3 separate regions of the Mus musculus genome follow, and all the other regions are linked to region 1. A link is a loop called in an ENCODE intact Hi-C map of the cell type or tissue named here. Cell type or tissue: left cerebral cortex. All regions are shown on one strand. Each heading gives the region's core, and the rest is flanking DNA. Links, peaks and the distances in the headings are about the cores only.

Region 1 (11,213 bases), core at 1,522-9,521:
CGTTAGTCCTTACTGCTACTCGAGTTAAGTCCAATTCACGTTCCAGCTACTCACTCTAGACCCAGGCTCTGTTTAGGCTCCCGAGGTCCAGACAAACCTGAACCGCTTCCTGCTTCAGGCTCTGGGGCGAGCAACAAGCCAGTCTTAACTCTGACTCCTCTTAAGCAGCCGGGAAGCCACTCAACATATCTTGAATGAAAAATTCCACGGCAGGTCGCTTCGGGCAAGGTGCAGCGAAAAGACGCCTCGCGTCACAGCTCGGTCCGCGACCGGGTGCTCCCGGCGCGCCAAAGAGCAGCCCGAGCCATCTTCAGAGACGCCCAGAGTCGGTCGCTTCTCACCCCGAAGAGCTCCGGTTTCTCTTTTTTTCTTAACAACTCTGCGCAAGGTCATTAGTCACGAAGCCGCCGCCTGAAACCGCAGCAACCATTCGCCCGCGGGGGCGAGAGCCGAACCGTGCGCACCGCGCGGTGCCCAAGTTTGGATTCTCAGCCGCAGAGTCCGTGCCTTCCCTCACCTGCATTCGGCCCGCGTGTTGGAGCAGTGGGATCTGCAGCGCTGTGCGCGATTCAGGGAGGAGATTGCAGCCTCTCTCTCTCTCCCCGCTCTCTCTCGATCCCTCCCCTCCCTCCCTCCTTCTCTTTCTCTCCTCCCTCCTCTTCTCTCTCCTCCCTCCTCTCCTTTCCCCTTTCCCCCCCTCTCTCACTCTCTCCAGCACAGTCTCTCAGCTTCTTCCAGTCTCAATGCGGGGAACTCGAGCTGAACTTGATCCCTTTGCAGTTCAAAGGTGAGCAAGCCTGGCTCCGTGCATCCGCGCGACACTGGCCCGGTGAAAGCTCACGACCGGGCACTCCTAACGGCAATTAACAAAGATGCCCAATTCTGTCCGGATTTCCAAAGAAAAGCCAAAGCCACTGGGGCGGGGGTGGAGGGGGAGGTGGAGTCAAACAGAGCTGCCAAGTAGCTTAAAAAAAAAAAATCTAGTTTGCCAAAGGGAGAAAAAGTGCCAGTCGGCTGTTGTCTCGGAAGTGCCCTGGCGCGGCGGGTGAATTCCGCAGTTGTCTCGTCCGCTTTCGCGTCTAGCAGAGTCTGGTGCGCGCGCTCCCGCCGCCTCTCTGGCTGTGGCTGTTCCGAGACACCGAATCGCTCCGGGGAAGCTCCTACTCTCGCTACCCACTAGCCGGAAACCCGCAAGTTTGCATAAACTGGTGGTTGTTGCGGAAAGCCCGCGGGCTCCGGAGTCAGACTTGACTCCGACGCTGCAGCGGCGGCGGCGGTATCCGAAACTACACAGTTGCAGAGAACCAGGGAGGAGGGCCCAGGGAAGGGAGGCGGGAGGAAGGACTAGCCAGCCGCGGCGCTCACCGAAGCCAGGCTTCGCTTCGTGGGGCCGACTGAGAACTGCCCAATCTCAGCCCCGATAAGCCAAAGTCTAGTCTCCTTAGGCAGTTTGGGTGGGGGTGGGGTGATTCTTTTTCCCCCTCTAGGGCTGGTAGACTAAACCCGGCTGCGTGGGTAAGAGCTGAAGTGAGGGTGTTAGTATACCTTCCTCCCACGTCTACCCTCAGACGATGCCCCCCTCCCGCCCCAACTCCCACCCGCAACGTGTCTTCGTTTCGCAATTTAGCATCTGGGTTAGTGAATTGCTACTGGTAGGCTGAGGTCGATGTCTGAGTTCCGAAAGCCAAGCTTGTGTTCTGCCAAACCGTGACGGGCTGCAGTAGTGAAGAGAGAGCATCAAACTCCAACGAGAGCCAGAGAGGATCCTTTTTTGGAGCCCAGACTTTGGAGGTCTGGGTTGGGGAGGGGAGAATGCCTGCCTTTGTTTAAATGCTTGGAATTCCTGTCATCCGGCTCTCACTGGGGATAGACCGTGTGTGCACGCGCCTGGGGAATAAAACACATGCTAGAAGCCTGGGTATTATTTTCTAAGCAGAGCCTGCAGCTTTTAGTAACCGGCAAAGTGTAGCGTCACCTATCTGGATATAAGGGAAATAAACTTTAATGGCAACTTTGTGTACCGAGTATGCTTAACCTCTTTTCTCTCCTTTTGACTTTGTGCCTCGTGATCCTCCCTGCCATTCCCGGGCGTGAGGCTTCCCCGGTTCTCACTCATGACCACCGCAGTCTGCCAAGTCAGATCTCAGGGCTGGTGGTGTATTTCGAACCGAAGCCCACTTCTCATGTATTTCACACTGTCAAAATAAAGACCCTCTACCGAAAGATTAAGAAAAGACGAAGGTAGTAGGTGGAGTTTGTGTCGGGTCCTTACTATCTCGGAGAATGTTGCTAGGAATTTAAGGGTTCCTTTAAAGACGAATTTGCATGCCCGATCTAATGCTCACGGAATCAATTTTACTCTGAGACCAGAGGAGGCAGAATGACTTAAATAAGTCAAACACCAATAAAGTCTAGGAGCAAAGGAAGCGCGCGGTTGTTTGGAGGAGCGCGGCGAGGAGTGTGTTTGGGGGCGGGGGAGCGACAGTGGTTTCCAAAAGCTCTCCCAGGAGGGGCGGGGGTGGAAGCGCGGAGGACGGAACCGTGAGTAGTATGTGCCAGGAGCTAACGAATATTTCCCTGTCCCATAAAGCAGCATCTTTCCGGGAGGGGTGGCTCCTCCTCCTCGGCGAGAACGGCCTTCCCCGTAACCCTCCGGCCGCCGCCACCAGAGCTCTCAGCTCTGTATCTGCAGCATCAGCGAGAAAAGCCTGGCGCGCAGGCTCAGTGCGCACCGCCGCAGTCTGAAGGAGGGGGCTGGCGCCGCAGCGCCTCAGCGGCCGACGAAGTGGCAGTAACGCGATGTCCCCCTCACATTTGGAAGAATAGAGGTTTATCTGAATGCCAGCTTTCTCCCGATCCAGACTGGAATGGGAAGGGGGACGTCACCTCCACTGCGAGGCTTTGCGCTGTGCATTCCGATGCGTGGTAGTGTGGCACTCACTCCCCTCATCGCCTTACTAGAATTTTGCAAACTTCAAGCAATCGTGTGGGCAGAAAGACATTATGCACTCCCTCTTCCCTTGTCAGACCATAAACTTGAATAACCCTCCTCTGCCTCTTCAAGCATTTTCCCGCCGCTCTTGACAAGGGTGGAGGGAGGGACTGCGTGGTCTACTCTTGCCTAGAGTTTGCATATATTTCCTCCCCACGACGATTAGGGGACAGGGGTGCAGCGCGTCCTTCACACTGTAGTGGTTTCCTCTGAGAGAGGGAGGTAACCTCCTCTCGCCCTCCCCACTTATCCCCACCGACTCTGCCGCGGAGCCAAGCCAGCGTGGGAAATGGGTCCGACGTGTGTTGCATGGATAGCAGCGCGGCCAGGCTGCTGTTGGGCCGGGAAACCTTGCTCTGCTCCCTCCCCCACCAGTCGCCAGCTCCGACCTTTCCGCCAGAGAAGTGGCAGCTCCTTTGCCGCCTCCCCCTCCCCCAGCGGTTCCTGTGGACGAGAATGGAATGGGCGGGAAGAGGGTAAAGGGGGGTAAAGTGGGGTAAAGGGAGGTAAAGGGGGTGACACCCTCCTAGCGCCCTTGCGGCGGCCGTTGCTCCCAATCCTCTTCCGCCCCCTGTCTGGGCGCTCACACCACTGCTGTAGCCTCCAGCCCGTGTGCAGGGTGAATGAAGGCGAGCAGTAGTCCCGTCCCCCCCCCCCCCCCGCCCCATTTCCGCAGTCTTAGAGCTAGTGTCACAAGTGCTCAGCAATTTCATTAAATGGAACCCAGGGACTTAATCCTCCCAGTAGCAGACCTCACCAGGGGAATGTGATATCCGGATTCGCTCCCACCCACAGACCCCACCCGGTCTCTCACACCCGAGGCTGCTTTTATCGTCTCAACCTGAGAGGCAAGGTTCACGAGGAAATGGGATCAAAAAGTGTAACCGGCTGCAAGAAATTAAAGAGGTTGCAGTTGCTTCTGCCGCCGCCGCGGCTTCTCTGGCAGACAAAACCGAAAAGGAGTAGTGTTCTAAAGACTGCCTTCATCAGTAACAGGACGTCATCATTTGGAGGGAGCAAAATGTTTTAGGGAAGATTGAAACGTTTACGATCTTTTCTTTGTTATTTAAAAGGAAATGCCCCGTGATAAGCATACATGTAAAATAAAGCAGACATAAAAATGAAATTAATTAAAATCCAGATATCCCATGCTAATATATGTCAAAGAAAAATCGGAGTGCTTTTCTTTGCCAAACACCGTCCTCCAAACTTAACAGTTCAAGTACTTTTTCAGTTAAGAACGTTGGTGACAGAGCAGGGTGGCAGGGATAGTATTTGGGGGTCCCTTAAGTGGCTTAAGCCTTTTAAAAATGAAGACTGGCAAAAAAAAGTAAGGACAACAAAGTTTTCAGTAAGGCTAAGAAGCAAGTGCCAGCGGCAGGGTTTCAGGGTCGGGAGTCTTTCATTTATAATAGACGCTCTATTATTCACAAGAATGCGAGAAAAAGGTTAAATACAGTAAACATGCTAGCCAGTCCTGGAGAGAAATATAAAGCACTAAGTACACGGGAAAGAGAGAAAGTGACTCAAGAACTCCACCAAGGGACAAACAGTGGAAATGACACCCGACATCTCCAAACGCAGTGACCTTTCATCTTTAAGGAAAGGTTTTCTTCCAGGCCCTCTTCCAGGTGCTGCGGGCTGTTCCTACGTCATCAGCGATTGTCCTAGCTACTTTTGGTAAATTTAATATGTCAGTCTTCTTTCTCAGTATTTATAAACACTTACCCATTAAGCATATACTTTTAAACAGCAGACATAACAATCTGTAAATGTCTAGTACCAAAAACAAAAGCAACAAACAAACAATCAGAAAAAAACGATTCGAGTTCTTGGGTAGAGACTTTTGGCTACATTTTTTTTTCAGCTTGAAATCCATGGTTGTAGTACTAAAGTGTGGGAGACTGAAATGGTTGAATAATTCATTGTGATAACAGCCTTTTGATGGACATTAAAACTCAGCAGTTTAAATAAGGAAACCACAGACTTCCTTTTAGGCAGGTAGCAACTGCTTCCATCAGTGGTTACTTAATTGGTCTCTAGCCAAGAAATAACATCTTCTCTGCTATTTAAATCTTGTATGTAAGCTATACATTACAGAAGTAAAAGAAAACAAGTTAGATGCTGCACAAAACTGATTCTTACAGCCTATTGGCTAACTGTAAAACACAGACACAAGGCCAGTGTGATACCATGTTTTCAAAGGTTAAAAAAAATATATCCTTGCAGATAAAATTTAGTTATATAAACATTAATTTGTAAACTATGTGATTTTTATATTTCATTAGAATGTTTTTAATTAAGGCATTTTATTAGATATTTTCTTCATTTACATTTCAAATGCTATCCCCCAAGCCCCCTATACTCTCCCCTACCCTGCTCCCCAACCCACCCACTCCCGCTTCCTGGCCCTGGCATTCCCCTGTACTGGGGCATATGATCTTCGCAATACCAAGTGCCTCTCCTCCCATTGATGACCGACTAGGCCATCCTCCGCTACATATGCAACTAGAGGCACAGCTCTGGGGGGTACTGGTTAGTTTATATTGTTGTTCCCCCTATAGGATTGCAGACCTCTTTATCTCCTTGGGTACTTTCTCTAGCTCCTTCATTGGGGGCTCTGTGTTTCATCCAATAGATGACTGTGAGCATCCACTTCTGTATTTGCCAGGCATTGGCATATCCTCACAAGAGAGAGCTATGTCAGGGTCCTGTCAGCAAAATCTTTCTGGTATATGCAATAGTGTCTGGGTTTGGTGGAATATGGGATGGAACTCAGGGTGGGGCAGTGTCTGTGTGGTCTTTCCTTCTGTCTCAGCTCTGAACTTTGTCTCTGTAACTCCTTCCATGGGTGTTTTGTTCCCCATTCTAAGAAGGAGCGAAGTATCCATCATTAGACTGTTTTTAAAATAATTTAAGAAACTTGATAGAAAAGATTTCTACTTTAAAATTGGCAAAGATTTATGGTTGGTTGTTTTTCCATTTATACCGTTTTAATTTGCCAAAAATATTCGATCTACACAGGTTTCCAACTTATGCGTCACATTAAAAAAGGTCCAACTAATTACACTGAGAGAGACATTGTGCCTTATTTACAACAATTTATGGGACATTTCAAATTTATAATTTTTTTCACACATTCTCAACAATCTGAATTTGGAAAGCCAAAGGGACTTTGCCAAATGTAGGCAAGCGTTTGGGGAAAGACTTTTGGCAGTTTAAAAGCAGTGCATTCTACTGAGCATCACTTGAAGCTATTACTTGTCAGTCACTATGGCAAATTTGAATGTGCCAGTGCAGCCTGCAGGATGAACTGGAGACATGTGCTATCTCTTCATTATAGATGCAGGATACTTCAGACATAACTGTAAGCAATTAACACTGATGAAAAAAAATATATATATAAAACATATATAAATAAACTATATAATATATAAATAAACTATATATATGTAATATATATATATATATATATATATATATATATATATATGATCTGAGGGGAGGAGGATCTCATTAAAATAACCCAAGTAAAGGTTGCATTAAAACAAATGACCATGCTTGAACAAGAAACCACTGAAAACTATGAATTAGCTCTAAAATGCTAACTCCATTCCTTATATTAATTTCCCACATTGTTTGGGTCAGAATTGTTTAAAACAATAATTGGTTACTTTAGCAATCATGAAATTTCCAACGATTATCATTGAGACTGTTCACTGACTTGCGCTCTAGTCTTAAGTTAAGCTACCAGTTCTGGGACCCCTGCAGGCAGGATGAATCTCTTTGCTAGCTTTGAGCCACTTGAGTGGAAGGGGAATTGAGTGGCTGGCTGAACTAAATAGCTTACCTCTCTGTAAGAAAAGCTGTTTACTAATCTCACTAGAACCAATATCCAGGGATCATCAATGAGTTTCAGACAGGCATGCTCTTTGGAAACCAGCACTATATTTTAGCTGCTTGTTTCAGTTCTCATCTAAAGACTCCTTCCAAATAAAGTGGATTAAAAAGATTTTATGAAGATTGACACCACAGGTTTCATCTGAGGAACCATATAAAACCTCAGTTATACTATTCGGTGATGGGTAGACATACAGTTCTATTTGCAAGATAACTTTTTCATAAAAGTGTTGACACACACACCTGATAGCTTTTTACATGGGCATTGTTAGCTATTTCTCTTATTTGGAAACGTTAAAGAGTTTAACACCCTGAACAAGGCTTTTAATAAAGTATTGCCAGATGACAGTGGGATATGAGTATAAAGAGAAGTCTTTATATTTGTGGTTCTGTCGTTGATTTCCTGTTTTGTGTGTGTAGCAAATTCTTAGTATTGTCTCCAACTGACTGGGGAAAAAAAGCAGAAACTCTGCCTATAATAGTGTTATAACTGTCACACAGCCTTATAAGATGCAAATGTGGGAATTCAGTTTGATTATTTAAGAAAACATTAGGTTTTTATTTTTTTCTATAAGTAAGTGATAGCAATGGTTAATAACGGATTTGGTTAGTAATAGTTTCTTTGGTCATCAATGTGCACCCAAATTCAGCACTGAATTTAGGTTCCTTTTTCTTTTCCTGAAGGTTTCTCGGCTTCTTCCTCCAGATGTTAGATATAGCTTTATCATATCCCTCTACTTGCAGGGCAAAAAGTCGAACCCACCTCTGCCTTTCCCATGCTATAAAGCTTGTCTTTTCATCCAACAAAGAAAAAGCATTGTTCCTAACCTTCTTTAAAATACCAGAGATGAGGGCAAAATACAGTGAACTTGAAAAGGTATCTTTTAACTTTAGGTAGCACTCTCATTTCCAGTTTATTTTTTCCTATAAAATCATGATTTTCAAAGTTCTATAAGCCAGTGTTCCTTTCACTTCCCCAAAATATTCTCCTTAGTCGTCATGAACCTTGTTCCATCCATCCTGAATTACTCCCAAGCTTGTGATACTGTTGGAACTTAGAGCAGTTCTCATTTACACCAGCATCCTCAAGATTTTCAAGCAGCACTGGGGAGGGGTGCTTCGTAGTCAAGTACTTTGATACTTTTAAGTGTAAGAATTCCAGTTACAAGAGATTAAGAACTAAAATTCCTTCCAATCCAGGCTCCTCCTTGTCACACCTATGGTTTAAAGGGTGTTTAAAATGCCACCTGCTTTTTAGGTCACTTTTTAAAGGATTCTGCAAATGGTAGAGTTGAGAAAGCAATATATATGGATTGAATGTGTTAAGCTGTACTATTGTGGATCCACACTTGCTTTTGTTCATGGTTAAGTGGCATTGAGCCCATAATGTACCAGCTTTTAAGAATTTCCCCAGCACCAAATTTGTGAGCTTAGAAACTATAGAGGCATAGAATGTGTAGTGCCATTGGATGTGTTATGCTATGTTCTCGAAAAGAGGGTCAGAGCAGAATCAACGTTTAAGGTCCAGACTCAGAAAGCGGACAAAGACATGCAAAATTCTGGAGGAAGAGGGAGAGGAAGGGGGAGGGGGGAGGAGAGGGGGAGGAGGAGGGGGAGGCAGGGAGGGAGGGAGGAAGGGAGGAAGGAAAGGGGAGAGAGAGAGAGAGAGAGAGAGAGAGAGAGAGAGAGAGAGAGAGAGAGAGAGAGAGAGATTCCTTTTGATGTTAAAATGGCTAAGGAAACATGGGAAGCATAAAGATCTAGGATTGGGGGGGGTGGGTATGGGGGACTTTTAGGATAGCATTGGAAATGTAAACGAGGAAAATACCTAATTAAAAAAAAGATTAAAAAAAAAAAAAGAAAAAAATCTACTTCCAGCTGATGACACTTGGGAATCCACAGCTGCAGAGTTTTAAGTGCACTCTTTGTTCCTCACAATAAAATAGACCCCAAATAATTCAACTCTCATGCACCTCTCCCCCTTAGGTAAGTCTCATGGAAGAAGTGGAAAAGTCGGCAGTATTAGGACCTGGATAAGATGCTCAGGTACTGTCATAAAACTATTGTCTCTTCCATTTATTACCCTGTCTTTTGCTCTTCCAGAAGTACAATTGTGCCCTCCCACACGCCCTATTAAGATGGTATAGAAGCCCCACCTGCTGCCAGCTAACTCCTAGGGTTTCTCTGTCAAACCCTGTGCATATGTTGGAAATTAAATTTGTTTTGTATTTTCTGCTAATCTGCCTTTGGTCAGTTCCTTTTACACCATCAAAAATCAAACCTAAGAAGCTAAAAGAAAAATATTCTCTTTGACAATACTTACTAGGAAAGATTCTCTCTCTCTCTCTCTCTCTCTCTCTCTCTCTCTCTCTTGTAATTGTTTAGGAAGGTAGCAGATAAACAATGAAAATCCCAGTTTTTGAAAACATGTGTTTTAAATATAAAATAAATCCTGCAAATCAGGCAAGCCCTTGTCTTTAATCCCAGCACTCAGGGACAGAGGCAGTTGGATCTCTGTGAGTTCTAGGTCAGCCTTGTCTATACCCAGGGGTATACAGAGAAACCCTGTCTTGAATAACCAACCCCACCCCCAATTCCTGCAGTCACCATTATACAGAAAACATACAGGACACCTGTGATGTGTACAGATAGCCATGCCCCTGCCTCCTCTGTCCATTCTCTGCTCCCTCCCCTTTAACAAAGGAAGACTGGTTTTTACCAATGGAAAACAGTAGAAGTTACAGTGTGCTAATGCCCCCAGAAGACCATTCTTTCTGGAATACAGAGACACCATATTACCAAGCCAAATTACCTTCTGAGCACCAGCACTATGCTGAGGTGGCTTCACATGATGTTAAAAGGGCTTAGGAAACCTGGAACACATAAAGGTCTACTTCAAGCTGATAACACTTGGGAATCTATAGCTACAGAGTTTTAAGTTCACTTTTTGTCCCTCACAATAAAATATACTCCCCAAAATTCAACTCTCATGTATCCCTTCCCCTTAATTAGGGACGTGTCCACCTTCTTCCCATATCCATTAAGTCAGCTAGAAGAGGAGACAGGCCATTTTGGACCCTCTAGACTAGTCCTTCTGCCAACTGAGTACCATCTGTCAATTGGGATTATGGGAGCCAAAACATTGCCTGCCTGGACCTGGTCCAAGTCCCTGACCCTTTAACACTAGGGTGAGACCTAGGCTAGTTATACAGACAATGCATTTCGGAAAGTGTTATTGCTGAGCAATAGACTCCTGGAACTTGAGTGTTCTATTTGTTCATTTCATGGATGTTGAACAACAGTACTAGATTTAATAACAAAAAGTGTTAGCATATTGTGGTTCATTTTTGTGCCAGGCACCAGTCTTAACACACTCCATATGGTTAACATTTAATCTTCGAAGATTATCAGATAGCAGTTTTCGAAGTTATTAGATTATGAACATTGTTTATTACATTGGATAGGAGAGGATGTTGAAATCTAAGAACTTAAAGATGTAGAGGCATTATACCTACTAAATGGCTTGGACCAGGGGATTCAGTGTTGATCTTTTAGATTTGAAAACTTTGCACTGGTTTATCGTAAACAACTCCCATGGTGATGGAAGACTAACATAATTAGTGTATAGAGCTTTACCCATATGTGGACCCTCAGACCATTGTTCTCCTGTATATAACCTTATTTAATTAATCTTGTGGGCTTTTATTTTTCTAGGAAAATTCTGTTATAAAAACAACAAATTCTAAGCGGTTGTGCTCAGAGTTCTTTGGGCTACAGTTTTGGTTACAGCTTTTTAAAAATAGACCTGCTTCCCAGATAAAAGCAAATGTCTCATTTGTTCTTTTTTCTTTTAAAGGCAACACATTTAACTTTAAATGTTTGGAAGGAACCCTTCAGTGTTAGGAGTGTAGTTTCCAGAGGTGACACATGATCAATAGTTATGAAAAACCCCACTAGTGGTTTCTTTGCTACATGTGTTTCATCTTTGTGAGCGGTCTACAGGAGTAGCATTAGGATGAATTCTTTGGTTTCCCTTTATTCTCAGAATGAGAACCTCTTTAAGGCCTTTGTTCTACTTTTTATCCATAAGAAGATCTTTTTTTTTTTTTTTTTTTTTTTTTTTTTTTTTTACAGGTTGACAAGCATTACGAATCGTATAATAGTGACTGAAGCAATTGTAATTAGTAATTGTAGTACAATTTAGGGGAAAGGGGAAGGGCTGGAGGCAGAGTCTCCTTGTATAGTCCAAGCTGGCCTGGGACTCATGATTCTCCCTCCTTAGTCTCTTTATTGAGGAAATTACAGGTGAGCACCATCACCT
Region 2 (11,213 bases), core at 1,051-9,050, 1.1 Mb after region 1:
TTTGGCCCTGGCGTTCCCCTGTACTGGGGCATATAAAGTTTGCAAGTCCAATGGGCCTCTCTTTCCAGTGATGGCCGACTAGGCCATCTTTTGATACATATGCAGCTAGAGTCAAGAGCTCCGGGGTACTGGTTAGTTCATAATGTTGTTCCACCTATAGGGTTGCAGATCCCTTTAGCTCCTTGGCTACTTTCTCTAGCTCCTCCATTGGGAGCCCTGTGATCCATCCATTAGCTGACTGTGAGCATCCACTTCTGTGTTTGCTAGGCCCCGGCATAGTCTCACAAGAGACAGCTTACCTCCCTGTACAAAGCTCAAGTCCAAGTGGATCAAGGACATCCACAAAAAAACCAGTTATACTGAAATAATAGAAGAGAAAGTGAAGAAGAGCCTTGAATACATGGGCAAGGGGGAAAAGTTACTAAACAGAACAACAATCACTTATGCTCTAAGATCATGAATTGACAGATGAGAGAGACCTCATAAAATTTCAAAGCTTTTGTAAGGTAAAGGACACTGTCAATAGGACAAAACAACAACCAGCAGATTGGGAAAAATCTGCACCCCATTTTTAAATAGGATTATTTGAGTTTTTCTTGAGTCTAACTTCTTTTTTCTTTTTTTTTCAGTTTTTTTTTTCTTTTTAGCTTTTGCTATTAATTCTTTTCTTTTAAAATTTATTTAATTTATTTATTTTGTTATTTTTTACACTCCAGATTTTATCCCCACCTCCAGGCCCACCCTCCAACTGTTCCACATCCCATACCTCCACCCCACACCCTGTCTCCATGAGGATATATCTAGCCCCTACCCTCCACTATACCTGACCTCTATACTCCCTGGGGACCCCAGTTTCTTGAGGGTTAGGTGCATTATCTCTGAATAACAACAGACCCAGCATTTCACTGCTGTATATGTGTAGGGTGTCTCACATTAGCTCATGTATGTTGCCTGTTTAATGGTTCAGTGTTTTAGAGATCTCAGGAGTCCAGATTAATTGAGACTGCTGGTCCTCCCACATGGTCACCCTCTTTCTCAGTTTCTTTCAGCCTTTCCCAAATTCAACCACAGGGGTCAGCAGCTTCTGTCCATTTGTTTGGGTGCAAATATCTGCATCTGACTCTCTAAGCTGTTTGTTGTGTCTTTCATGAGGGCAGTCATGCTAGGTACTTTTGTGAGCACTCCATGGCCTCAGTAATAGAGTCACGCCTTGGGACCTCCCCTTGAGCTGGATCCCACTTTGGGCCTGTTGCTGGACCTTCTTTTCAGGCTCCTCTCCGTTTCTATCCCTGTAGTTCTTTCAGACAGGAATAACTTTGGGTCAGAGTTTTGACTGTGCGATGAGAACCCTCTCCTTTATTTGATGCCCTGTCTTCCTGCTGGAGGTGGGCTCTATAAGTTCTCTCTCCCTATTGTCAGGTATTTCATTTAGGGTTCCTCCCTTTGAATCCTGAGTGTCTCTCACCTCCTACTTCTCTGCTGCATTCTGCAGGGTACCCCCAACCTCCTCTAAATTGCCTGTTTCCCTCTTTCTGCTTGCCCTCAAGGCTTCAGTCCTTTCTTTCCAATACTATATCAGGTTCTCCTATCCGTCTCCTGCCCCCTCCACTTTCCCCCCTAGGTCCTTCTTGAGTCCAACTTCTTAAGTTCTTATGTACACGGAGTGGATATTAGCCAAAATTACAGAGTACCCATGATACAACCCACAAAGCATAAGAAATTTAACAAGGAAGAAGACCCAAGAGAGAATGCTGCAATACTATTGAGAAGAGAAAACAAAATAATTGGAGGCAGAGGGAGAGAAGAACTTGGGTAGGAGATGAGGGAGGGGAAAAGGATAGCAGGAGTGGGTATGGGGAAAGACAGGAGAGAAACCCAGAAGGCCAGGGGAATGGATGGGAAAATGCATTTCCAGGGCATGGAGAGTCAGAGGGAACCTCACAAATGTCCAAAAGATGTGGGATGTGAGATGTTCCCAGCACTCAATAGGGAATTACCTTAGCCAAGAGTCCCAACAATGGAGAGAAGGAACCTTCTAGTAGATACTTCTGGTATAATCTTCTAGTAGATTACTTCTAATAGATAGACAGGACCCTCTCTGGAGGGATGTGGTCAACAACCTACCTTAAAGATTTTGACCCAGAATTCTTACCATCTAAAAGAAATGCTAGGAGAAAAATGGGGCAGACTGAAGTACAGGGAATCCATTGACTGACCCAACTTGGGATCCAACTATGGGTGAGCAAAGTTTAGGTGGTTGGGGTTAATCACTCTTGGATAGGTGACCAGGAAGTGGAGCAACCTATGGAATGTAAATAAATAATTAAAAAAATAATGATGATTTTCTAAGGGCAGAAAACTACCAACAGTGTTAACCAGATTTGATGTCTATTAATCACAACTCAGTTTTTTCTTGTGGTGTATGTTTGTGCACATGCACATGCATGTGTGTGTGTTTCTGTATGTCTGTTTGGCAGTGTGCCCATATGTCTATCCATATGTATATGTGTGAATATTTTTTCCTTAATATCTCTTTTATTAGATATTTTCTCCACTTACATTTCAAATGCTATCCCAAAAGTCCCCTATACACTTCCCTGCCTTGCTCCCCTACACACTCACTCCCACTTCTTGTCCCTGGTGTTTCCCTTTAACTGGGGCATATAAAGTTTGCTAGACCAAGGGGTCTCTCTTCCCAATGATGGCCAACTAGGCCATCTTCTGCTACATATGCAGCTAGAGACATGAGCTCTAGGGGTACTGTTAGTTCATAATGTTGTTCCACCTATAGGGTTGCAGACCCCTTCAGATCCTTGGGTGCTTTCTCTAGCTTCTCCATTGGGAGCCCTGTGATCCATCCATTAGCTGACTGTGAGCATCCACTTCTGTATTTTCCAGGCACTGGCATAGCCTCATATGAGACAGCTATAACAGGGTCCTTTCAGCAAAATCTTGCTGTCATATGCAATAGTGTCTGTGTTTGATAGCTGAAGTGTGTGATTATTTATTTTCCTTCATATTCTAAACTACCAAATGTTGCAAGTTCCTGCATTACACGTTTAATATGAATTAATACAGACTAAGAAGAATATTTCTCTCATAATATCAACCCAAACTGTCTCTGTTTGTAATTGAGATGTCTCTATAAGCTTATTTTGACTGCTACTACTCTACCTTTAGGGCATATTTTGTGATGAAATACAGTTTTATTCAGTATGGTTTGGCAGTCTTCACCACAACTTTATGATTAAAAATGACTCAAGTTATAGATGAACTTAAGAAATGAAGTTAAGAAATAGACACCATCAGCAAGGGGCTCTTAGATTCTGCTTTAATTTTCTTTCCAAATTGTCCATTGTTAGCCAAGGGGCTTTGATTTTGTAAAAGTAAAGATAAGCAACAAAAAGAGGTTGATGGTGGTGACTTCTGTCTTCACCATTTGCTACATTAATGACTCTTCTCCTTTTATGCACGACATGTTTCTGCCAGCCATTTCCAAGAGGGAATTTTATGGCAAACAAAAGCAGAAAGCATAGAGTTAAAGATACAATACAAACTCAAAACTTATGCAATTGAATTGAATTTCTGCAATGGCAGGAGTGATTGTACTAGAATGTAAAAAGACTTGAAAGAATTAGTGTATAGTATGAAGATGGTACCAAGATCTTACAGTGTGAAAAGGGAGAAACTTCTCTACATTGTTACAACATCTGCGTTTGGTTGTTGAGCTTTTGTTAGACTCCAAAGAAGAGTCTGACACAAGTAAGAATCCTGTCTTTCTTGATAGTAAAAATTCCAAATGATGACATTAAGAAATTTGGGGAGGAAATCTATGAGTTGCAATATTAAGATTCTGAGAGGACAAAGTCTTACAGAATCCCAAATAACAAATACGAATATAAAATTAATCATAAACATGCTGTGATCAGGGAACTCAAAGGTCTTAGAAATTAAGCTATTTAAAGTTCACACAAACTAAGAAGACTCTTGAATTTCAGTTAAAAGGTAATTTGAAATATATACAATAATTGTGGATTCTCCATCTAAAGGAATAATAATACAAGAGACTAGGATGCTGTCATAGGAGAAGTAAATATTATAAAATAAATTGAAAATAATAACACCAAAATTATTTGTGATCTAAAACATATTACATAGATGTTATACTATATTAAAATAGATTATTATTACAGAAAATTTGATGTTTGTGCAATATTTCAAAAGAAAAATTAATGGTTATTCCACAACCAAAATAAAATGATATGTCAGTACTGCTATCTTTAAAGATAAAATTGTATTTCCTTACATTGATAGTATAGTAATTAAATTCATGCATCATATTTTTGCTACAAACATAACAAAATATAATAAATTAATAAGCAGTTTTACAACTGAGTCTCATCTTGAGATACATAAAAGCACAGACACAGGGCTCAAGTTCTTTAAAATTAAGTAATGATCCTCTGTTAATAGCAAGATGGTCTCATGAGTCTAAAAATTCCTTTAAGAGAGATGAATAGAGAATCAAATACAGATTGAAAACATGCTGGAGAATTTTTATGATATCTACTCAGAACATTACCCAATTTGAAATTTCTATGTCACTATTTATATTCTTTTTTTAAACAGAACACTACCATGATTAAGAGCTCAAAAAATTAAAATATTTATTTGAGAGTTGTTAATATTGAATACAATTTTACTCCTGAAATCAAAATTTGTACTCAATAGATTTTTAGTGTCCTGAAAATAAATATTAAGTAAAATGGTAAAAGAATAGTTGATGAAGCACTGCCCTCTTTTGGTTGTATAAATTAAGTCTATATAAAATATGAAGAGGTTAAATACACAGAAAAATGAAATATAAAAGGCTTATATATTCATAAATGCGAAGTTTGAAATAATAAACATTAGCTTTTAACAAATATAAGTGCAAATCTTTGCAACAGAACTCTTAGAGGTTTTGTGTTGTTCATTAATTTCAGGAATTTTGGCATGAATCAATGAGACAAAACAGAATATTTGTACTTTCATACAGGATACCTGTGTTCCACTCCAGAGATGAATTATAGATGACTGGAAACAGGGTTTGATATACATACCTATTAAAACATGTTATTTTACATGATGCAAGTGATGTAATATTGTTGCCACAATGACTACTCAGCAAATCTCAAAATCACTAAGGTCTCAACTTAATGCTTTAGAATTTTTTTCAATAATATTATTCAAAAGTAATTATTTATTTATAAGCCTACTACTGTCCATGCTACAAGTCTCCTAAGATTTCATTACATTTACCATTTGTCAGCTAAAGATAAATGTGGAATAATTAAGCTTTCTTTCATATACTACACAGTGTTTGTTGTTGTCTGTACTTTAATTAAGCTACTGGAAAATAAGAGTAACTAGGACTCTCAGTCTTTTTATGCCTGATATCAAACATGGTAAAGTCAAATATGTATTTAATAATTCAAGATTTTTTCTAATACTGTGTCAATTTCAAAGAAAGTCAGTCTAAACAGATGCCTGTTCTATTTTAACTGAAGCTACTCTATGCAAACTAATTAGCTTTACAGAACTCTGGCAACCAAATACTTTACATTATGTGGTTAATTGGTATTAAAAGTTTATTTTCTAGCAGTGAGGGCTTGGTGAGACTTAACCTAGAAATTAGGGTCATGGATATCTACTGGGATAATACTACAAAAATAACATTTTTTGAGTACCAATATAGAGGAATATTAATACAGCAACATGGCTAATCAGGCTAGAATATAGGCATGTGTTTACTATATACTATTAATCCCAAACAATGTCTTTAAGATTAGTTTACTGAAGGAAATATCCATATTTGAAAGTCTAATTGAGGAGAAGAAAAATTAAAAAATATGGGAAAGATTTGGCATAATGAGTCAGAGATAGAAGGTACCCAAATCTTAAGAGGATAGACAGGAAAGTGAAGCTATGTAAGATCAGTTCAGGGAAAGAGGGAGAGACAGAGGGAGAAAGAGAGGGAGAGAGTCAGAGAGAGAGAGACAGAAAGAGACAGAGAGAAGAGAGACAGAGGGCAGTAGGTTGAGTTTAATCAATGTCCTTTGGTGCAGTTAAGTCAGTTGGCAGCCTGTGCACTGAGTGCAATGCAGTTGAGTTGAGTTCATTCATGAGTTCATATAGTTAACCTGAAGCCAGAAAATAAGGAGGAACCAGAGGATTAGAGAAAATTGCCAGAGTTAGTTTGAGGCAAAAAAGAGCAATTCAGTGAGAAACTGTGAGAATACAGATTGAATCAGTCAGCTTGTACAGTTTGAGCCAGAAGAGCAGTGTTTGAACCAGCCAGCCAGTGGTCAGAGTGAAGTAGAAATGATGAGTTTACTTAGCAGTAAGACTCAGATGCTGAGAATACTCTGGGCCTAAATTAGATTGTGTGGAGGCTAGAAGCTTCTGGGACTAGGACTAAGTTAGGAAACAGAGGCAGTAAGCTTCCGAGATTACAATTACATAATGATGACATTACAGTCTTCTCCAAATTTTATTCTTGCTCATGCAGAAAAACCAACCTAAAGAGTAACGCTGAACCTATAAACACAAAATAATATTCCTTCTTAGTATCTCAAGGAGCTGTCACCAAAGTTGACCATATAACTCAGAAACAAAGCAAGTCACATCAGATACTAAATAACCTGATATATATTAATAATAAGATATATTGTAGTATATATATATATATATATATATATATTTGTTTTGTTTTTGTTTTTGTTTTTGTTTCTCTTTGTAACATGTTTTCTAATGCAGTGTTTCTATTAGATCCCTAAGAGTGAATATGAATGTGGCTGTTTCTTGTGCTTTTGTTGTGCTCCTGTGTTTTTTGTCCACTTAGATGTGTTAGTATTGTTTTATTTTATTAATTTATTTTTTATATTTTGAAAGGCTTTTTGTTTTCTAATGAGCAACTGAAAGGATCTAGATTTTGATGTAAGGTACAGGGGAACTAGAAGGAGCCAAAGGGTGAAGAAATTTTAATCAAGATATATATGTGAGGAAAAAAATCTATTTTCAATAATGGAAAACAATATTTTAAGTATTAGTATGAAATTATATGTAATAATTCAGTATATATATACATAATAAGTAGAGAGATTATAGATACATATACATATGCCTTTGTATTCTACATGAACCTTTAGATATAGTGAACTTCTCATGTATACATCAGGTATACGTATGTATATCCTGATAAACTGGTATAAGTCAATACGTGTAGCATTTGATGCCACCTATCATTGGTTAGTATAAGTAACTCTTATCAAATATATTTTTTGACTTTTTTAGAGTTAAAAAACTCTAGTTCAGTTTCTAAAATGAGAATGGTAGCTTTCTAAGATATATATATCTATAAACAAAGGTGGCTCTCAGTGACTACAGGTAGTATTGTTATGATGTCCTACTTTTGAATATCAGTTTAAAAGTAACCTAATTTTAAATGAATTCTCAAGATTCTATAACTCCCTTTGGGGTTGTGCATGCAGTTCAGCTACTTATGTATACTGAAGCAGTTCTTCTAAATTCCTTGGCTCTTAAATAATGATGTCTTGAAAACTCTCATTTGTGCATTAGAATTTGTCATAAAATTACCTATTTTAAACCCCCGAACTCAAAAATCCTTATTAGCCAATAATGACCTGTTTCTCTGTTTCTTTGTCTAATTTAGGTAAATGATAATACTACAGGATGAAATGTAGAAGGAAAAGCATTGTTGCTGGGTACATTTATAATCAAGATCATAAGTATGTACAGAAGTATAGGTAAAAAGTAATGATTCACAGAGACAGTAACACAAAGTTTATAACAGAAGAACAGACAGAAGCAGGCATGAATTTGAAATATCTAGTTTTCTATGATTTTATAAAGTATCCCATAGCCTGAATTCCCTAGCACTTATATCTTAAGATTAAATGTTAAAATTATGTTATATACTATAATTATTCAAGGAACAATTTCCAAACCTTTCTTCTTTCTTTAATATGTGTTTTCAGGTTGCTTAGAGTATTATTAAGCTGGAGGATATTTAAGCTGGATTGGATTTTGTTGCATAAGTAAAATTAACTAAAGTAAAATATAGTCATTGTAAGTATCTAAGTTGAAAGGGTTAAAGAAATGCATTCAGTTGTCTTTAGTGTGACAGAACAAGTGCTCATACATAATGGCAATATCATGAAATGGTTTCTAAATTGAATCTAATGATTCCCATGTGCAAAGTTATTAATAAGGTATAGGCCCATAAAATCTACATACATTTCACTCTAAACATAGAGAATATGAACAAAGAAAGAGGTACAAAAGGATCTCTGATTAAACTATTCATTGTGTGCAATGAACTCGATAACACATCCGAGAGAAGTATGTCTGCAGACAAGAGACAAAACACATATACCCATCATCTACAAATTTTGTTACCTGACTTGGGATCATATGTTTACCTAGAAAATAAATGACAATTGTAGAAATCAGAGAGAAAATTATATGATGTGTATAGAACATATAAAATGTGTTACATTTTACATTATGTTAGGAGTAAACCAGGGCAAAGCTATTACTTCAAAGGAACTGATAAGAGTGTGTTTACTACTGGTTAACACATTTAAAGGTAAAAGTTTCCCACAATATGTCTTGTAAGGTAGAAGTAAATTATTTATCCCATATTTTCTCTAAATTAAGTGCTTCCAATTTGATTCAAGCAATTTTAACTTATTTCTAACTCCTTAAAAGGTATCTATAATTATTATATTTAATAAAATAATTTCTCTAGGGTTTGCCAATCTTATCATAAAGGCATGTTTCATTTTAGGAAATTTAAAATGAAGCAAAATCTATTAAATAGGCTTTTAAAGTTCAGGTAGACTGGAGTTAATCTGAGACACAATGCCTTGATGAAAAGTTGCATACGGATGATGTTAAGGTTTGCAGGCACGGTATAGGGTTTGATTGTTTACACACTCACTGTTTTGGAGCAGAAATCCTTATGACTGTAGGCATTTTAAACTAGCATGGTAACTACATTTTGGTACCACCAAGAGTGAGAAGGAACCTACTGTATCCAATTTTCAGGTGATAAAATAAGTCAATGGGAAGTGCATTGTGGTTTCAAGGTCACTATACCAGTTCTACTATGCCTAAAATTAGAATCTCATTTCATCCACTTGAAATGATGTCATTTGACCAGGGAACTTTACTCAGAGCTCATTATGCGAAGCACAAGACATGGGATGAAAGCATTTATTTTGATGGAGATAAAATCTAACAGGGCTGTTTTAAAAGAGAAAAATAATTGGAACTGTATTTGCTACATTAAACAATGTTACATTATAATAGGCCAAAATTCCTAATTTCAAAATTTTCTATATGCATCAATAATAAAATAGTAGATACTACATACCAATACAAATGCCACATAAAAATGTGAAACTGATTAATTGCATTTATATATGTATCAGTAAAGTACCATTTATTCTATAATCAATGTAACTGAATAATTAACCCTTAGAAAACTAAATAACAATTATTTGAATCAGGCTCAGAAATTGAGATTGCTCTGTTAATGATATCACAGAAGATAGAAATCACTAAAAGATACCTGACTCTTGCTACATAGACAGTAACTAGCCAGAAAAAGCACACAAAAGCCCCTTCTGGTTTCTCACCCCACTATATAAAATGGTCAGTTATTGACAGTCTTTAGAGCACAAAGAGCACTGCAAAACAACCAGGCAATTTTTGTGGCTCCTCAATGCAGCCAAATAATTTTATTTCTACTGAACTAACAGTGATGATTTACAGGAAAAAATTAAGTGAGCACAGTAATTGGGGCACTCATTTTTTTTTTATTGTGTATAAGTTCATAATCTCAATTTCCTCTGTAAAAATAAAAACATCTTTCTAAAGAAGAGAGATGTGTTGAGAATCACTGTGGTAAACTGAATAATTAAAGATATAGCACATAGGAAAGATAGTAATGGATAGATACAAGGGTAATAAATAAAAGGTAACAAAAGCAGTGTTTGATAAGCAAAGTTAAAATCAGCAATGCTTACATGTCTTGGGTACTTTCAGAGACAATGTAATATATTCTTCAAAATACAGTGGAAAATCCACACATATATTTAGAACAAAAATATTGCAAGAGTTTCTGTCACTTCTTAGTCATCATTATCCTGTTTATGGAGTACTGTGTGATACAAACACCCCCAGAGAGCTAACACATTTCATATATTTTATGCTTATCCGAATTGGTAATATAACTCATTTCATGTTAAACACCCAGGGGGTAAGTAACAAAGTTAAGGTTTTACCTAGTGTTCTGGACAGCATGTGGCTTCACAAATAAAACAGTTTTTCTAGGGACTGCTGTGCTCAACTGGTATCTACATTTGCTACATGAGTAGCGGGTATTTTTGTCCCTTGACAAGGTAAGATGCCATGAAAAATTGAATCTCCCCTGTATGTCTGATAGCTAAATATATTCCCTCCTGATTTGATAATACATTAAAAGCCAGTGTATAGCAATACAAAGCAAATGTTTTGCCCTCTATTGTTGCATGGTCTTGATGGTTTAAAGACAGGGACTCTGTCTGTCAGTCAACAATACATATTTAATTTTTTCAATTCTAACTCTAGATTGAATATTTGAGATTCCACATTTCAGAGATAGAAACTTATAATTTAGCATTGTTTTCATAACACTGCAGCCACTACAGTCATCCCAAATAAAATACCCTTAGAATCTTTAAAGCAAGATTTGGATCTGTACACTTCTCTCCCCATTCAAAAGAATATGGAAGGAAGCTCCAGCTATGTCAGAAAGCTTTTTATATCATGTGGTGGTATAAAAATAACTTACAGGAGCATTGGAATACTTCTGTTTTAAAATATTTATAATAATAATTATTATTATTATTAATTTTACTTATTCACTTTACCTCCTCCTCACTGCCTCTTCAAGGTCAGCCCCATGCCCCTCCACTTCTCCTCTGAGTTGGTGGGGTCTCCCTGAAGATCCCACTCATCTTGGCACTTCAAGTCTTGTGAGACTAGGCTCATCTGCTCCCACTGAGGCCAGAGCAGACAGCCCAAAGAGAAGAACGTATCCCACATACAGGACACAGCCACTAGGATAAACCCTGCTCCCGTTGTTCAGGAGCCCCATGAAGACT
Region 3 (11,213 bases), core at 1,232-9,231, 1.1 Mb before region 1:
GAGAGAGAGAGAGAGAGAGAGAGAGAGAGGTTCTAATAATCTCAATCTCATTTTCTTTTGCCAAGGGGAGCCATTCTACTCCTACAGTTTATGGTGGTTGATTAATAAGCTTCATAGAAATTTCCTGAAAATCCACCTTAGTGACTATCCAGTCACAGGGTTTGGTGTCAACTGTAACTGGTTTCTAATACATAATAAATTTTAATATTTAGTTTCTTATTTTGAAAATGTAAAACAAGAAAATTTACAATTTTATACTATATTTGAAATTTGAAAAGGTATTAGGTAATAGTAGGTAATAGACATTAAAATCCTAGAAAAATGAGCTGAGCTGTACAACTGTTACTTATTGTTAATGTTGATAAGTTACCATTATACTGGATCATGAACACTTATTTCTTTAAACTTTATCCTGTAAAATGTAAATTCTTGTTTATATCCCTGAACAATTATATGAAATTAGCCATATATGAATTTATGTTATGTTAAGAAATAATTTTAAGTTCCTTTGTGATTGTGTTACCTCACTCAGGATGATGCTCTCCAGGTCCATCCATTTGGCTAGGAATTTCATAAATTCATTCTTTTTAATAGCTGAGTAGTACTCCATTGTGTAGATGTACCACATTTTCTGTATCCATTCCTCTGTTGAGGGGCATCTGGGTTCTTTCCAGTTTCTGGCTATTATAAATAAGGCTGCTATGAACATAGTGGAGCATGTGTCCTTCTTACCAGTTGGGGCTTCTTCTGGATATATGCCCAGGAGAGGTATTGCTGGATCCTCCGGTAGTACTATGTCCAATTTTCTGAGGAACCGCCAGACTGATTTCCAGAGTGGTTGTACAAGCCTGCAATCCCACCAACAATGGAGGAGTGTTCCTCTTTCTCCACATCCTCGCCAGCATCTGCTGTCACCTGTGTACTCACTGATAAGTGGATACTAGCCCAAAACCTAGGATACCCACGATATAAGATACAATTTCCTAAACACATGAAACTCAAGAAAAATGAAGACTGAAGTGTGGACACTATGCCCCTCCTTAGAAGTGGGAACAAAACACCCATGGAAGGAGTTACAGAAACAAAGTTTGGAGCTGAGATGAAAGGATGGACCATGTAGAGACTGCCATATCCAGGGATCCACCCCATAATCAGCATCCAAACGCTGACACCATTGCATATACTAGCAAGATTTTATCGAAAGGACCCAGATGTAGCTGTCTCTTGTGAGACTATGCCGGGGCCTAGCAAACACAGAAGTGGATGCTCACAGTCAGCTAATGGATGGATCACAGGGCTCCCAATGGAGGAGCTAGAGAAAGTATCCAAGGAGCTAAAGGGATCTTCAACCCTATAGGTGGAACAACATTATGAACTAACCAGTACCCCTGAGCTCTTGACTCTAGCTGCATATGTATCAAAAGATGGCCTAGTCGGCCATCACTGGAAAGAGAGGCCCATTGGACACGCAGACTTTGTGTGCCCCGGTACAGGGGAACGCCAGGGCCAAAGGGGGGGAGTGGGTGGGTAGGGGAGTGGGGGTGGGTGGGTAAGGGGGACTTTTGGTATAGCATTGGAAATGTAAATGAGCTAAATACCTAATAAAAAATGGAAAAAAAAAAAAAAAAAGAAATAATTTTAAAAAGTAATTAACAACACTAAAGCCACTCATAGTTTGTGCCTGATTTGATAGTCTTTCAAATTAGCATTTATCAAGGGTTAAAAATTAATGGTAGAATAATTAATATATTATGCAGTAACTGGAACCCTACATTTGTAAAAATATAAAGATTTAAAATAACTATATTGAATAAGGGAAACTTGCTAAATCTAATTCACTGATAAACCAGTTATGGCAGGAAAATGAATATACACATTTTGTAATAAGAGCATTTAAAAATAAACTTCTATTTCTTGAATTCCTAGAATGCAAACATGGCTGTAATTAGTTCTATTACACAACTACAGTTCCACTCTAAAGTTCTAGAAGGTTGGCTTTCACAGGGCAAAAGTTTCATAAGATACTAATGCATCAAATTTTGCTATAACTTAGACTGTTGAGGTTATTTTACAGTATTAAAAATTCAGAGCTTAAATCATTAACTATGGGCTCTCTTTACTTACTAATGTAGCGATCTTGTTTTCCAAACATCTGGATGAGAATATAAATTTGAAAACTCAGACAAAGGTGTTTTGTATGAAAAAATCTGGATATCCCAAAACATCTGGACATTCTCAAAATATCATAGCTTTCAAAATTACATTGTATGTTAGCAAAAATATTTCAGGGCAAAATTTGAATTGTAATGCTTGTGTATAAACAGTATGTTATGAAGGGATTTTATTTTACTTTTGATTAAATAGATCTTGAAACCCTGAAAATGCTCATGATACAGTAAAATTTAGAAAAAAAATATGTGTAAAATTATATATACAGAATATGGTCAGAAATATTTTTAAGATGAAAAGCTGCCAATCACTGATCTATACTGTGTTCTAAGAAGCTGAATAGACATTCTCTGTTTAAGACAGGTTTCAAATAGCCCAGTCTAGCCTTAAAGTCAGCATGTAGCAAAGGATGATCCAGAATTCATCTGCCTCTACCTCCCAGTTCCTGAAATGAAAGGCTTACACCAATGTACAGGTGTTCTTCCAGAGATCCTGCCTAGCCTTCTTGCCCTGGTTGGCTGTGTTTGTCATATTTTGTCCTCTGCAATATGATGAAACGATTTGAAAATCTCATGATCAATGCTGTATATTTTAATTCTCAAACTTATGAGACTTGAGGAAAATCCCAACTTTTAACTTTTCGGATGTTAAAATTAAGTGTTTTCCTTTGATCTTTTTGAAAAATATGTTTAGAATGGAATAATTTAATAACACCCTCTCCTTAATTTAAAAAAAATTAAATTGTTTGACAGAATAATCAAGGAATCAATCTTTATACATTGTTTCATCATCTTTAAAGAAGATGATGATGGGAAACTACTACTGTTATAGACATATTACCCACAATGAGGTTCTTTGTTCTCAGACTATACTAACTTGCTTAATTAAATGATTAAGGACAATTTACATAATATATGACTTTGCAAAAGTTGATCTGCAGTTTTGATCCTTGTCTAAAACATTTTATCAGACCAAAGAAATATTATTACCCAAAATCTAAATAATAATTTTGTTCTATAAATGTGTACTATATTATTACTACACACTATAATTGAGTGCTGAAATTCATTGTGTGTCTCCAGAAGATACCAGTCAGTTCAAACAAATCAGTAACTCTCATCTGGTTATTATGACTGAATAATTCACCAAGAGAATGGCAAGTAATTTATAAGGCTTGATGGAAGCCTACTGTAAAATCAGAAAGTGGAAGAATACCTACAAGTAAATCTAATGTCAGTGAATTGCTGGATGGATGTCCAATAGGTTCCATGAACAATAAGTTGGTGAATACAAAAAAAAAGAATACACATGCACACCTTTTTGGGGGGTGTCTGTCTGTGTGTGCAAAAGTATTTCTTTGCAGTAATTACTTATGCCCCATTTGTTCCCAAATAATGGCAGAGTATTTTTATGGCATCTCTAACCCATTTTAGCTCCAAAATAGATGACATAGAGATCTGGTATTTTTATTAACAAGGGGCATGCACTAAACGGATCTATTCTAAGCCAACTAGGCTATTACCTGCAATCTAGTCTTGCCCTGGTTCACTCTTGTCCATGTACATACTGATGGCTGTTCTCTCTTTGGCTGTTCTTCTCTCTTTGTGACTTCATAGAGAATCCTCTTGGTGGTCCTTTCACATCATCTTTATGCCAATCTCTCTCTCTCTCTCTCTCTCTCTCTCTCTCTCTCTCTCTCTCTCTCTCTCTCTCTCTCCTCTCTCTCCCTCTCTCTCCTCTCTCTCCCCCCTCTCCTCTCCTCTCCTCTCCTCTCCTCTCCTCTCCTCTCCTCTCCTCTCCTCTCCTCTCCTCTCCTCTCCTCTCCTCTCCTCTCCTCTCCTCTCCTCTCCTCTCCTCTCCTGTCTCTTTGTCTCTCTGTCTCTCTCTCCTCTCTCTTTCTCCATCCCTCTCTCATTCTGGGCCACTTTGGCTGGGCTAGGAAGTCTTGCCCTATTCTCTTCTGCTCAGCTATTCAATCAGATCAGCATTTTTGTTAGCTAATCAAAGGTGATGGAAAACAATTTTCACATAACATTGACACCAGTGATTCTTGACCATGCTATCTTCTAGACCATGACCAGATATCTGGCCATAGAAATCAGTATATAAATACATACATTTACACAAACACACACATTGAGCAAAATGGAGCAAGTAATGAAGCAGAAGCTTAAATAGCACTAGAAATTTTAAAGCCACAACACACACACACACACACACACACACACACACACACACACACTACATGTTGATAGTAGTGGATACAAAATAATTACTACACCCACACTATATTAACTGAAATCAAATGAAGATACAGAAGAGTAACTGAAAATTCCATTATCATTTCCCTGAAGGTCAGCATCTGCACTGAATGTTCAGGGAAATCTACCAGATAACCACTCAGGAAAAGAATAGCAAGGTAGAAAGAACTGATAATACAAAGAAATTGTGTTCCAGAGTCACAGTTTCCACAAGTAGGAAATGAAGCAATCAAAGAAGAGGTTACATATGTTTTACATGTCCAATGAAGAGGTACATTACAGAAATTATGCAGTGAAGATGGTATGGACAGCAGTTTATAGTGTAGTTTAAGGGTTTCTGACAAAAAAGTGAGGACTGAACAAGTCTGGAAAATATATACATATAATTATCAGTGCTAGAACACAGAAACATATCAATGAATTTTCTGAATCAGACAGGAATATATGATAATCTAACGAAAACCATAAATAACTAGGTCTCTGTTAATATTCAGGAGTTTAATATAGAAGATGTATTTTCCTTTGTGACATTCTAAAGGCATAATTATTAGGTACAATGATTAATTAAAACTGCATGGAAGAAGACTGGGAAATCCTAGTAGGATTTCTCATTTATTAAATATTGATGACTAAAAAACAACAGAATGAACATGAACCCTCAGACTTCCAGTAATGCAGATTCTATTTATACAGTCAATAAATGCAGGAAGACAAGCTAATTTGTATATTAAGCATCAGGCTGTATGCTGATCTATTAAGCTGGAAAGTTGCATATTTTATCCTGGTTAATATTGTTGAGAGATTGCTGGATGTCTGAAACTGAAATTGAGTTTGGAAAATTCATACAGATGAGACAATTTTACAAAAATTGTAGTAGAGATTCTGTAAACCAATTGGAGGCTCTAAGGATAATATTTTCAGTAAGAACAAGGAGATAAAGACAAATGACTTACCCTATATATTTTATAAAGCAGGAAAAAATTTAAAGTAGAAAAGTATGTGATAAAGATACACTTTGTAAAACTCTAAAAAGTAGTTTAAGGAAGGAAGGAAGGAAGGAAGGAAGGAAGGAAGGAAGGAAGGAAGGAAGGAAGGAAGGAAGGAGAGATCATTTGAAAGGAAGAAGTAAGTAAAGTTATCCCTGATATTAACAGCAGGGGGCGATTGGAAGAAGCATTTCATATAGGTATAACAATGTGCTGATTCAGTTGAACTGGTTTACTGATGATGGCAGAAACAGTTTTGTGGACTGACAATATTAGATATAAACTGTTTTCAAAGTGGCAACGTGGTCTCCTGTACAGGCATTAAAGAATATTCTAGACATCTGGATCCAAGGGAAACTAAGCGCAAGTGAGTAACCAGTAATCACTACAAAACCAAAGAAGGGCGACATTTTATTTTTGTCATAGAGTTCACAATCATTGCAAACTAGAATGGAAATAAATAATAAATTAAATATCGAAACATTGAAATTATTCAACATAGAATTAATTTTCTAATGTATCAGTTATCACATAATGTATTTCCCAAGTATTCCCAGCAAGTATTTCCCAAGCCAAACTAAAATGTACATGCCACATCTTTGAGTTTTGTTGATATAGAATAGTTTACTAGGCTGACACATACATACATACACACACACAATTAAGAAGGAAAAATGAGAGAGGTAAAGAAATCCACATGGATAGATGTGTATGGAGAGACAGGGCAAATGTGGAATAGACACACAGTGTTCCGGGAATTTGTTTCATTCAATATTATTTACATGGTTATTATGTAATGATTTCATACTGATTAAGAGTTAGTTTTGTTTTCTTCCCTTTTTGCATATACTTTTGTTTCCTTTTAAGAATTTCATACATCTAATTACATGTGTTGCTCAGAGTATCATCTCTAGGGAGGTGATGTCATTGTTAAAACATACTTATGATATGAAATGTAATCACTTAAATTTGCAGTCTCTGTTTCACTCCCATATGATAAAAGAGTGAAGTTTTTTCTTCTGAAACGCATTCTTAATCTAGAAGTGATTACTTGAAATTATGTAAATACTTTTTCCACTAAGTTTTACCCGAATGCTAGCAGTCAAACTACACTCTCTAAATATTACATGAAATGAAATTTTTTGTTAAATTCAATTATTTCTTGCATAGTACTTATTTTCTATGTCAGTTTAGAGTAATTTTTATCTAAACCATAACTTATAAACAATCTTGGTAGTGGCAAGACTAGGAAAAATAAGCACTCACTTTGCTGCAACATTCTATTTACCTTATATAAATTCATAATGTAATTTACCCATATTTTAGAAAAGTCATAGTTATAGACATGGAAGTTATTTTAATGAATAACTTATTTTTTTTACTAAAAATGCTTTAATGACCGATAAATTAATGGGGAAATTTAAAAAAGCAAAAGTTTCAAAAAGAAAATAAAGGAAGGCAGTAAAAAACAGAAAGGGTTTTAGTATCTGAGGAAATTTTGAATTTTCCAGAGATGAAGTAAATAATAATGAATTTACCTTCAAAAATTGCTTAAAAGTAAGACAAGATGCATGTGTCAAAGGCTTTCCTACCAACTTTAAACTAAAAGACAAAAGAAACTGTCTCCTACATATTTTGCTAGACTATCAAAATATTTACCTTATTTCCATGGCTACATTTTTAATGGCAAAACAGAACTGAATAGTTCAAATCTGATAACATCCCTGTACCAATAGCCTGTTTACAAACACTACTGTTGCTTATAACAACGAGTCCTTTCGGCACTTCTTAGACTTGAGAGGTTTCATGTGATGGCCCAGAGAAAATTAAAGTAAATCTGTAAAGTTAGTTTTATGCAAACAACTTGAAAATGTAACTGGAGTTTGACTGGAGGCGTTAAATATCATGACCTCAGACAGAATCATTGGTTGCGCTGGGACAACTAACATCTGCAGGATATTTTCATGTTCACCCTATGATGGAAAGCAAGTATTCTTCAACAACCTTACCTAAGTAAATAGTGTCAAGACAACTGTCAGACTGTACATAACTGAAAGTGAAAAGAGGGCTTCAATTGTTTAGAAGGTAGTTTTATAACCACACTGTTTGTATCCCTTTTTTTCCTCACATCAAATAAATTAGAAACCTACTTTCAACTCCTTAGTTTTTCTTGTCCTTATGATATAAGACCATGAGTAAGTTTGCTATTATTGTGTTCACCACTTGCTGCTATCATCACCTCTGTATATACTGAAAGGGTGTAAAAAGGCGACATTTTTTTCTCTTTTCTTCAGTCAATGCAATTAACTAAAGTTATAGGATATTTTTGCAAGACAATGTTCTACAACAGGAACTGTACATGTTTTGCAGGTTATTTTAAAATATGAAAAAATATATAAATACAATTAATTTGTTGACTAAAACAGAGACTAAAGATAGACTCGTTTTCTGTGTGGAAATAAGTAAAAATTCAAGGATCAGGACTCCTAAGATTTAATTGTTGAAAGATGAAAAGAATTTTAGAAAACACAGGAGAAATGGGAAAGTACTATAAACAATATTCCACACAATGAAAAGCTAGTTACCGAGGCAGAGAAATTATGCATTGAGCTGAGTAGAAAAGAATATTTTATAAGATTGATTGACGTTAATACATAAAATGTAATCTCTTTGCCAAGTTTGGTAAAGAGATATAAGAGAAAGAATACAGTATTTAAGAAGTAGACAGCTTCCATAATTGTGATATACTTATTTCTAAGTCATGCATGGAGTGCTACTTCATATTAAGTACAGATGTGTGTGTGTGTGTGTGTGTGTGTGTGTGTGTGTGTGTGTGTGTGTATCCATGTATGTAAACATTTACCTAATACAAAAAATGTGCTTGTGAGGCAACTGAGAAACTGTTTCACAAGTGACAATTGGAAATATAATGATACTTTGAAGAAAGTATGGTATATCCATAAGGAATACCAATACTTAACTACATATACTATATTAAATTTATGTTTCTTTAAAGATCTTGAATTCATTAGACTGTGTTAATCACAGTTGTAGAACATATAAATTTAACCAGGAAAGAAGATAAACTAATGCAAAGATCTCGGTGGTCTTTTGTATCATAATGCATAATTGATGGCAGGTTGTAGTAATGACCTAAATTTAAAGATACATAAAAATTCCTTCATATTAAAATTTCACCCCATTGAATGTATTAAGTTTAATCTCAGGTAAAGTTTTTAAACCTGATCTCAAAGAACATTAAACTCTTCACTTTGTGAACCACTCCATAAATTACAGAGACATGATTTGTGGAAGCCTGGTGCAGTCAAGTGGGGGTGGTTCCTTTCACTCCCTAGCCCAGTCCGATGTCATTCTGACACACCTCAAACCAAAGGATGGCAATTAAGTTGTTCTGGGCTGGTAGTGCAGAGTGAGAGCCAGTGTGGAGAGCTGTCAACTGGAATGATTACTCCCCACAATGCCTGTCTTGGGCATGACACACAGGCTGTGCACCGTTTCTCTTGTTTCTCAGGCACACGTTGCCTGTCATTTTTACTTCAGAAAAGTCTTCTTACGGGACTATGGCTGCATGTTAATGAGGCCCATTCTCTCACTGCCCACTCTAATTCTCATCCAGTTACCTGTGGGAAGGCTCCCTCTCACTCTACTCATGTTCTCCCTAGATTCAGTGTCTGCTTCTAATCCCACAACCTATTCTTCCTTTTCCCACTTTTTTTCTTCCCAGTCTTTTTAAAATTTTTCTCCCATCACCCCCTTCAATCACCACCCTTTTCCGTTTTTGTCCTCTCTTCTATAGCTTCCACCCCCTATTGAAGATGAATGATGCTTTCTTTGAAAAGGATAATAATAATTTAATAAATATTTATAATACATTTCTTCAAGAATGTACCTAGCCATAATTTCCAAAATGATTTAATGAACAAACATTTCAGTGAAGTTTAGAAATCCATCAATTGTGGTTATTTTTTACTGTGTCCAACTTTGCATAAGAGAACACACAGTGTAAATGGTGACCATGTCACATAGAAACCTCTAAATTTACTTTCTTACCACCATCTTCCAATAAATTCTGATCTTAAAAGAAACGCCATGCACTTCCCAATATTCCTTAAAATTGTTCTGTTAACATCTCTAGAAATGGTTCAAATTTAGGAAGCAAACAGCATGCCGTTTATTTGAGTGGGGGCAGGCTGGGATAACAGAAGGCTCATAGGCAGCGATAGCATTGTGTATCTGCTGGTTACGTGGCACAGTGAATCAAGAAAGAGACTTCTGTAACAAGAGTGGCTATGATATACTTCATGAAGCCCATCAGCAGCGCGCTATATGCTCTGCCTTGGCTCCACCTCCTCAAAGTTTTACTACATCACCAATCAGAGCCATTGCTTAATAGCAAGGTCTCAATGACCTGACCCTGTGGAGCAGAGGGACAATTCACACTCACACGGCAATAGTCACTGCTCAGATCTCATCGGCATGTAGAAGTATTCTGCATGAATTGTGCAGCTCCTTATCACCTGAGGTTCTTTTCCGTTTTTTTTTTTTCAGACTCCAGAAGCACATTCTAAATTAGCTCATTTTTACTCTCTGCTTCTGGCCTGTAATGAGGTCTGAACATTGCACTTCTCATCTCTTCTGAAAGAAGACTAGCTCATTTCTGTTTAACCATAAATGATTAAATACAACCACCGTAACTCATGTTCTAATGTTTCACATTTCTATAAAATGTAAGATACATTTTCTGATTTTCCCATTATTTTACATCCTATCCCTACCACCATCCCTCAAGTGCTACCACATGATCTGCCTTTGCTGTTGTTTATATTGAACATTAAATTACATATCTTTTTAAATTTTATTTTTAATTTATTATTTACACTCCATATTCAATTCCCCTCCCCCACACCACCCTCCTTCTGCACCACATCCCACACCTTCTCCCAACCCCACCCAGTCTCCACCTGGATGATCCCACCCCCTACCTCACCTGACCTCTCAACTCCCTGGGGCCTCCAGTCTCTTGGGGGTTAGGTGCATCATCTCTGAATGATTACAGACCCGGAATTCTTCTACTGTATGTATGTTGGGGGCCTCATATCAGCTGCTGTATGCTGTCTGTTTGGTGGTCCAGTGTTTGAGAGATCTCAGGGGTCCAGATTAATTGAGAATGCTGGTCCTCCTACAGGATTGCCCTTCTCCTCAGCTTCTTTCAGCCTTCCTTAATTCAACAACAGGTGTACAGCTGCTTCTGTCCCGTTAGGTGCAAATATCTGCATCTGTCTCTTTCAGCTGCTTGTTGGGTCTTTCAGAGGGGAGTCATGAAAGATGCCTCACAATACCACAGGGGAACATGTTTCACTACGTTCCTGGTGGTATTGTTTGTGATGGCCAGAAGCTAGAAACAACCTAGATGTCCCAGGACAGAAGAATAAATACAGAAAATGTGGTTCATTTACACAATGGAATACTATTCAGCTATTAATAATGAGGGCATCCTGAGTTTTGCAGGCCAATGGATGGAACTAGAAAATATCACTCTGAGTGAGGTAACTCAGACCCAAAATGACATGAATGGTGTGTCCTCACTAATAAGTGAAAATTAGCCAGAAAAAAATCAAAACAAAACAAAATAAAAACATACAGAATTCCCAAGATATAGTCAGTCCACAGAACTCAAAAAGCTCAACAAGCTGAAGTGCCCAAGTGAGGAAACTTCAATCCCACTTTAGAGAGCGAAGAAAGCATTCACAAGTGGGGAGGGAGGGAGGGACCTGGG

Evidence for each region. Hi-C counts contacts between places; a loop is a spot of excess contacts. Peaks named below come from ENCODE experiments on the same cell type or tissue, not always from the same donor. Only the 100,000 strongest peaks of a DNase experiment are listed, where the experiment ranks them.
Region 2: a loop joins it to region 1, with 10 times the contacts of the local background. A loop is called at or near these places in 2 of 42 quality-filtered maps.
Region 3: it touches region 1 in a loop (7-fold over the local background); 7 of 42 quality-filtered maps call a loop at or near these places.

Annotation. Positions count from the first base shown.
Region 1 is chr5:57,707,420-57,718,632 of GRCm38, reverse strand. 4932441J04Rik (RIKEN cDNA 4932441J04 gene) reads left to right here and starts at 714. Exons shown (of 5, transcript NR_015588.2): 1 at 714-787; 2 at 8,879-8,938. Pcdh7 (protocadherin 7) reads right to left here and starts at 552. Exons shown (of 3, transcript NM_001122758.2): 1 at 1-552. In left cerebral cortex, for the core only: CTCF peaks have their summits at 1,968, 3,585, 3,880 and 4,534; DNase peaks (open chromatin) are centred at 2,772, 3,262, 3,835, 4,520 and 1 more place; H3K4me3 peaks cover 2,954 bases; H3K27ac peaks cover 2,902 bases.
Region 2 is chr5:56,611,477-56,622,689 of GRCm38, reverse strand. No RefSeq gene overlaps it. Among named protein-coding and RNA genes, the nearest start is that of Gm23896, 120 kb to the left of the region's middle. In left cerebral cortex, for the core only: a CTCF peak has its summit at 4,779 (motif pointing left); no DNase peak of the experiment used is centred there.
Region 3 is chr5:58,820,549-58,831,761 of GRCm38, reverse strand. No RefSeq gene overlaps it. Among named protein-coding and RNA genes, the nearest start is that of Gm40306, 36 kb to the right of the region's middle. In left cerebral cortex, for the core only: a CTCF peak has its summit at 5,603 (motif pointing right); no DNase peak of the experiment used is centred there.